Regions from separate parts of the Homo sapiens genome. Here region 1 is linked to region 2. Evidence: chromatin contacts called from ENCODE Hi-C or POLR2A ChIA-PET data. All regions are on one chromosome and are shown on one strand. Each heading gives the region's core, a stretch centred on a gene start or an enhancer-like site at or near the end of the contact. The rest is flanking DNA. Distances are from core to core; before and after follow the strand shown. Region 1 overlaps ABTB3 (ankyrin repeat and BTB domain containing 3). Region 2 overlaps ABTB3 (ankyrin repeat and BTB domain containing 3).

Evidence for each region. A loop is a pair of places that touch in the nucleus more often than their neighbours do. ChIA-PET counts read pairs that join two places held with the same protein, here RNA polymerase II (POLR2A).
Region 1: a loop to region 2 is called in a map of MCF 10A, with 2.1 times the contacts of the local background. The contact joins two enhancer-like sites. A Hi-C loop is called at or near these places in 3 of 168 maps with a recorded cell type or tissue (MCF 10A, SK-MEL-5 and heart left ventricle). POLR2A ChIA-PET finds 5 or more read pairs at or near these places in 2 of 52 experiments (H1 and OCI-LY7).

The regions. Positions count from the first base shown.
Region 1 is chr12:107,513,051-107,516,948 of GRCh38, forward strand. The region is part of intron 1 of ABTB3 (ankyrin repeat and BTB domain containing 3); the gene reads left to right. Among named protein-coding and RNA genes, the nearest start is that of PWP1, 170 kb to the right of the region's middle. RefSeq lists an enhancer at 2,442-2,736. Within about 2 kb of position 2,526, at least 8 of the 41 ENCODE cell types and tissues checked have a DNase peak (open chromatin) inside an H3K27ac peak, as active enhancers do.
Region 2 is chr12:107,459,200-107,463,293 of GRCh38, forward strand. All of the region lies in intron 1 of ABTB3 (ankyrin repeat and BTB domain containing 3), which reads left to right. Among named protein-coding and RNA genes, the nearest start is that of ABTB3, 140 kb to the left of the region's middle. Within about 2 kb of position 2,517, at least 4 of the 41 ENCODE cell types and tissues checked have a DNase peak (open chromatin) inside an H3K27ac peak, as active enhancers do.

The sequences.
Region 1 (3,898 bases), core at 1,276-3,775, 54 kb after region 2:
TAAATGTTGGATTTCCTACCATATAGTGTGGCTGAGAGGATTAAAATAAATCTGAATTTAAACATGTAAAATGCTAAGCAGAGTGCCTGGCCCATAGTTTGTACTCCATAAAAGTTGGCTGTTCTCCTCCTTCTCCTCCTTCATCACTACCACCATTATCATCATTGAAGGTTGGATGGATCAATGCTGATGGTTCTCTTACTTGGTTTTCTCTTCGTAGATAAGTAGCATCTGATATGGTTTGGCTCTGTGTCCCCACCCCCTCACCTTGAATTGTAATCCCCATAATCCTCACATGTCAAGGGCGGGAGCAGGTGGAGGTAATTGGATCATGGGGGCAGTTTCCCCCATGTTGTTCTCCTGAAAGTGAGTGAGTCCTCACGAGATCTGATGGTTTTGTAAATGCCTGGCATTTCCCCTGCTTGCACTCACTCTGTCCTGCCGCCCTGTGAAGAAGGTGCCTGCTTCTCCTTTGCCTTCTGCCATGATTATAAGTTTCCTGAGGCCTCCCCAGCAATGCGGAACTGTGAGACAATTAAACCTCTTTCCTTTCTAAATCACCCAGTCTCGGGTATTTCCTCATAGCAGTGTGAAAATGGACTAATATAGCATCCCTGTCCCCTGCGTTCAATAAAAAAACATAGACACAGAGAAAAGCCCAGAGGAGAGTGAAAGGATGTCAGGGTGTTCTATTTGCCAAGGGGCCATCCTATACATCTAGAAAAGTAGGCACATTGGGAGGCAGCAATGCACCCTGATGGCCTCTATCAGAGACACAGTGCCAGACATGGTTGGCCCAGGGTTCTGCCCAGAGCAGCAGCTTTCATATTTTTTGTTCAAAATGACCTTACCAAATGGTTGTCTGTCTCCAGTTGCACAAGATTTTGGGAAGATGATCTGCAAGACCATTTGAATCCAGACATTAAATAAACAGGACTGCACATCTGTGGGAACAGGGTATTTATCAGGTACTTTCTATAGGCCAGAGGCTTTAAGTATATTATCTTGTTTAATCCCTGCAATAAACCTATGAAGTAGATAGTTTAACCCCTCTTTGCTGATGCAGAAGCTGGCTGGAGAGCAGGAAGTTCTTTGTCCCAGTTGCACAGAGGGCAGCTGCAGGATGGTATCAAGCTCTGGCAGTGCCGGTATCTTGTCCCTCTTGCTCTACCCCACCTTGCCGCCAGGCCAGTCCCAGAGCAGAGAAACCTTGAATAAATGGGAATGTGGACAATCAAAGGCATTAGTTTGCCCTTTTTTAGGACCCATAAACCCTTTGGAGAATTTGAATGAACTCCCCCCTTAGACAAATGCACAACACACTCAAAGTAACAGAATTTCAGGGAGACCGTGACCCTCCAGCCCACTGTGGATCCTGGCTTATGTTCATTTGCTCTCCAGGGAAATTATTTCCTTTAGGTCCACTCAAACTCATATTTGAACCTCAGTTCCCTCTGTATCTAAACTTGGGTCTTCATCACCAGGCCACGGCTGCCCTTGACCCCAATAGTGGAAATTGATGAGTAGTCCAAAACTCAGGCCTGCATCTGACACTAAAACATGATGCTAGGACCTTCTCCCTGACCAAGCATATTTTTACATGAAAAATAAATAAATAACTTCAGTTTACCTGTATACCCCATGTAGAGTCTCCAATGAGGAAAAAGAAAATTAAACCCTGGTATATAATCTTTGTGTAATAGATCAATTATAGATTTCCCTAATCTCTATAATCTAACTCTCAAAGCTTCTTTGAATAATTATATTTCCATATTTAAATTTCATAATCCTCTAAAAGAAGGAGAAATAATTCCAAGGGAAATTGTTGATTCTTTTAATAAGGGACAAAGTAGTCGAAAGCTGGGTTAGTGCACGTTAACTGACTTTCCTCTCAGTTAACATATGTTGGGAACCTACTGTTTGCTTAGCACATGCAAAATACTTTGATACACATGATCTCATTTCGCTCTCATACCTCACTCCCATCCCCAGAAGTCCGATGAGGAAAACAAGGTCATTACTATCACCCCCATTTCACAGAAGAGGAAACTGAGGTCCAGAGAGATTCTATGACCTGCCGAAAGTCAAACACAGTGAGAAGTGGCAGAGCTAAGACTGAAGCTCTGGATTCCAGTCTCCAAGTCCCATTTGCTCAGGCCTCCAAGTCCCAGTTGCTCAATATGTGAAGCAACATTTTAAAACAAAGATCTGGGTTGTTGACTTGCTGCAAATAGTGCAAATACTAAGAAAGCAATCCCGTTGAGAATATGTGAGTCATCTGTACTATTAATTAGACAACCTTCTCCCCAACATTCAGGGCCCAGGTCTCGAGTCTCCTTTGCTGTGAAGTCCCCTCTGACCATCATCCCCTTTCCCTAACTAGAGGGTCTCCTTACCCTGAAAATTGGGTCACATGTTGGAGTGGGTCATGATTATATGGCACTTTTTGCAGTGAACTCTTTAAGGGGTGGTAAGTTCCTGAATTAGTCAGAGACACCAGGACCATCAGATGAGGAATTGGCCCAAGATTCATTGCCGTGGCAACAGCTACTTGACTTAGCCTCTGACTTAATGTCTTGGCAGGTGGGCAAACCAGAGGAAGTAAGGATGACTCAGTGTGTTCCTGCCTGAGCTGAACAGGAGAATGACATGGCTGTCAAGGGAGAGGCAGGAGGCTGGGCTTGGATGGTGAGCATTTCTGGGAAGGTCTTTTCTTCCCTGAAAGCTGAGGGTTCCTAAAGTACAGCACTAGGTAGTGCCCAGGAAATGGTGAATCTGTGTCATAGCCCACAGTGTTTTCAGACTGCCCATGTCGACCCATTAGTGGATCATGATGTCACTTTTGTTGCTGCAGTCAGCATTTTTTATTACTAAGATGGAAGAGAAGTGAAAAGGAAAACAAATGAGAGTGCCTCACATGTAGTAAGGGTCACTGTTATTTTCCATTAATATTTTAATGGAAATTATGAAGAGTGTGTGTGTGCATGTGTGTGTGTGTGTGTGTGCGCACACACACACCAGGCTGTGATATAAAATATATTCTTACTCTGAGTCACAGTCAAAAATATTTGAAAAAAACAAGATTGGATTAGAGTCTTAGAAGAAAATCCATTGACTAATTTCCTGATTATGGAAACATTAAAATCTAATGGTCATCTGTATCATTCATCCATTATTCTTTTTTTTTTTATTTTTTTGGAGACAGAGTCTCACTGTGTCACCCAGGCTGGAGTGCAGTGACATGATCTCAGCTCACTGCAACCTCCGCCTCCCGAGTTCAAGTGATTTTCCTGCCTCAGCTTCCTGAGTAGCTGGGATTACAGGCACCCACCACCACAGCCAGCTAATTTTTTGTATTTTTAGTAGAGACGGGGTTTCACCATGTTAACTAGGCTGGTCTTGAACTCCTGACCTCAGGTGATCCGCCCACCTCGGCCTCCCAAAGTGCTGGGATTACAGGCGTGAGACACCACACCCGGCCCTGTTATTCATTATTCATTATTTATTTATCCAAAAAGTCATCTACTAGGGTTCCCTACCCCGTTGTCTCACCCTCTGTTAGATGTGAAGGTGAAATATTTAGGAGAAAGTGAGTAGCTCAGTGTGTCTGGAGCCACCAATCAGGCAGTGGGGACGAGAGCAGGAGTGTGAAAGGCCCACCTTACAAAGGTGCCCATCTTCAAAGGAGGAGCCTTTGCTGAGGCCTTGTGGTTCAGGCAGGGTGAGGAGTGGACTTTAACTTCTGGTCTTGGCATTCTGTCTCCCCTCACCTGCTAGTTGGTTTAAATTATTTAACACTTGTCTATTGACACTATTTTATTTCCAGATTATTTTGTCCATGCCAGTGTCATCTCTTCAGTTTTAAATGACTTGAATATGTCCTCTTCTTTTGCATCTC
Region 2 (4,094 bases), core at 1,267-3,766:
AGAGACATTACATAATTTGCTCAAAGCCACATGCTAGTCAGTGAGGGATCAGAATCCATCCCAGAAAATCTGAATTCAGAGCCTTCTCACATTGCCGCACTGAACCCCATGGTAAATTCATTCATTTGTGATTGATTGATTGATTCAACAAGTATTTACTGAGTGCCAGCTACTATGGTAGACACTAGGGATCCAACAGTGAGCAAAACAGACAAAACTCCCTGCTCTTGCGGACCTTACCATCTACAGAGACAGGCCATAAACAAAATTCAAACCTATAGGAGGTTAGATGGAAAAAAATGAAGCAGGGAGTGCTGCAGACACAGTTTTAAGAAGGCTGATCAGAGATGGCCTTGAAGGGGAGGTGATTTTGAGGAGAGCCCTGATGCAAGTAAGGAAGTGCCTAGTGCCCTTCTGGGGGAAGAATATTACGGGCAGAGGGAGCAGCAGATGCAACAGCCCAGCGGGGTGCAGGCAAAGAGGCCAGTTATCAGACCCTAGCTCCTCAGCCATTTATTAAGTGACCTGCATTGTGGCTGCGTTTCTTCTGAGTGAAGCCAGGGCTTGCCTGGTGGCACACACAGCCATGCACAGGCCCTCTGTGGGGCAGCCCTGTGTGCTGTGGGTGGCAGGGGCCGTGGCCCGGCCCTCCAGAGTGCCCCCTACAGCCCGACTGAGCATGGCCCTCCCGCCCTGCAGACAGAACCCCTGGCATTCATCTCTCAGTGACTCTAAAGCAGCCAGGGGGGCAGGGGTGGGGTTGGGGGGCCGTAAGAAAAGGAGCCTGAAGCAGGAACCTGGGAAAACAGGCTGGCTCCCTGTACCCTCCTGGTGCCCTGCTACATCAGTGTTCTGGGAATGGCTATTTTCTCAAGGGGCAACTTCTCCCCAAACCCTTAACAGGGTACCAAGCCACCTGTTTTCTGTTACAAACTTACCAGTGTTCTTTTCCTGCAAAGAAAAGACAGAAAGAGAAAGAGCCTTGGTCTTGAGGGAAAAGGCCTGGGTTCTAGCCCAGCTCTGCATTCAGCAGCTGTGTGGCTTTAGGCAAGTGGCCTAACCTCTCTGAGCTGTTTACTCACTGGAAGATGGGAAAGCTCACTCTCCCTGTGTGGCCTTTGTGAAATTATACTGAGATTCTGGCTGGGAAAATGGTTTGAAAACTCTAGTTCTGGCTGGGCGTGGTGGCTCATGCCTGTAATCCCAGCACTTTGGGAGACCAAGGCAGGTGGATCACCTGAGTGCAGGAGTTCGAGACCACCCTGGGCAACATGACGAAACCACGCCTCTACTAAAATACAAAAATAAAAATAGCTGGGTGTGATGGCACGCCCCTGTAGTCCCAGCTCCTCGGGAGGCTGAGGCACAAGAATCGCTTGAGCCCCGGAGGTGGAAGTGGCAGTGAGCCGAGATCCCACCACTGCACTCCAGCTTGGGCTACAGAGTGAGACTCTCTGAAGAAAAAAAAAGAGAAAAAAGAAAACTCTAGCTCTCCCTCAGAGGGGCCACGGTGTTGCTTCTCTTGCTGACTCAACATCTCTCTTTTCCATCCCACATCAGGGGGCTGGGGGTTGTGTGATGTAAGGCACTCAGAGAGGGTCCCAGTGGGGAAACATATTAAATAATTTTTTAAAATTCCTGCCCCTGTACTGGGTAGAATAGCACGTCCCCCTGGAACCTCAGAATATGATTTTATTTGGAAATAGGGGCTGTGCAGATGTAATTAGTTAAAATAAGGTTGTTTTAGTCTGTTCTCATGCTGCTAATAAAGACATACCCAAGACTGGGTAATTTATAAAGGAAAGAGATGTAATGGGCTCACAGTTCCTCAGGGCTGGGGAGGCCTCACAATCATGGCAGAAGGCAAAGGAGAAGCAAAGGCACGTCCTACATGGTGGCAGGCAAGAGGGCTTATGCAGGGAACTCCCATTTAGGTAACCATCAGATCTTGTGAGACTTGTTCACTACCACGAGAACAGTATGGGCGAACCCACCCCCATGATACAATTATCTCCACCTGGCCCCACCCTTGACACATGGGGATTATTACAATTCAAGGTGAGATTTGAGTGGGGACACAGAGCCAAACCATACATGCTGGATTAAGGTGGACCCTAAATCCAGTATGACTGGCATCCTTAAGAGAAGAGAGGACACACAGAGACACAGACACAGATGGAAGAAGGCCACGTGATGACAGAGGCAGAGATTAGAGGGAGACAGCTACAAGCCAAGGAATGTCAAGGTTTCTGGGAGCCTCCAGAAGCCAGGAGAGGGGCACAAGTTGTCCCTCAGAGCCTCTGGAAGGAACTGGCCTTGCTGGCACCTTGCTTTTGGACTTCTGGCCTCCAAACTACATTTGCACTGTTTTAAGCCACCCAGGAAACGAATCCATTCGCAACCCCTTGTTTTATAAATCCTCGGCTCTTGTGGTTTCTGAATAATCAACTTTCTGCTTAAGACTTGTATTGCAGATTTGCCTTGAAAAAGAAAGTTTTGAGGGTGGGGAAGTTGGGGAGGTAGAGGATATGAATAAGCTTAGAGTCAGAAAGCCAAACCTCAGAGATTCACGTCAGTCCCAAAGCCTCCAGAGAAAGAAAATAAGCCAGGCCTGGGGCTGGGGATCTTGAGCCTGGCACTCGGCATAATCAAATGCTCCCCTGCTGGCATGGTTCCAGAGACAGCTGGAATTCAAATATGCTGATGAATAAATAAGGAGGGAGCCAGGTTTTCTCTGGAGATTTCCATCTGATTTTGCATTGTGGGTTGGGGCAAAGAAGAGGGTGGCCCAGGAGGAGGTGGTCTGCATTGGGAGAAACGTCTGAGCCCTTCCTGATGGGTTGTTTTCCTTTGGGGTCCCTGGGGAGAACTTTGAGACTTCAATCAGCCTCAGTTTAGAAATTCCTTAGTAGAAAAGGAAGTGGGGTTTTGCACATCCTGGAAATCTTCCTCATTTTTGTACTGTTTTATTTGCAGAAAATTTAAAGTTTTCTTTCATTAATGCTTTTAAAAATGGATGGCATTTTAATATTAGTTTAATATTCAATGAATGAAACTATCTTGAGTGTAGCTTTTGGCTTTGCTGTAATTTCTCTTATATCCAGAACAGTTTCTGAGAGCGGAGAAGTCCTCTAAACCAGTGTTTGGGGGGAAGTAAAAGCTTCCCTGGAAACAAAGGACTGGGGATTTGAAAGTCAGTAAGTAGATTTGTGGAACCCTTCTGTGGGCCACATTGTGCTAGACTTCACAGTAAGTTTGCAATGGGAATGGTGATGGTGATGATGGTGGTTATGATAATGGAAATGACACTACTGATGATGGTGGTGATAGCAATGATGGTGGTAGTGATGGTGATGTAGTGATAGTGATGATAATGGTGGCGATAGTGATTATGGTGGTAGTGACAGTTATGATGATGGTGATGATGATGGTGGTAATGATCATGGTACTGAAGTGATGATGGTGGTGATAGTGATGATGATGGTAGTGATGGTGATGATGGTGGTGGTGATGATAATAGTGGTGACAGTGATGATGATGGTGGTGATAGTAACAATGGTGGCAGTGATGGTGATGATGATGTAGTCACAGTGATAATGATGGTGGTGATAATGTAGTGATAGTGATGATGGTGGTGGTGATGATAATAGTAGTGACCGTGATGATAATAGTAGTGACAATGATGATGATGGTGGTGATAGTAACAATGGTGTAGTGACGGTGATGATGACTGTGGTGATGACGCTCTAGTGACAGTGATGATAATAGTGGTGATAGTGATGATGGTGATAATGATGATAGAGTGATAGTGATAATGGTAGTGATAGTGATGATGGTGGTAGTGATGGTGATGATGGTGATGATGATGGTGGTAATGACAATGGTAGTGACAGTGATGATGATGGTGATAGTGATGATGGTGGAAGTGATGGTGATGATGGTGATGATGTAGTGACAATGATGAGGGTGGTGGTGGTAGTAATGATGGGTGATGATGATGTAGTGACAATGATGGTGGTGGTGGTAGTGATGATGGTGGTAGTGATGGTGATGATGGTGATGGTGATGATGATAGAGTGACAGTGATGATGATG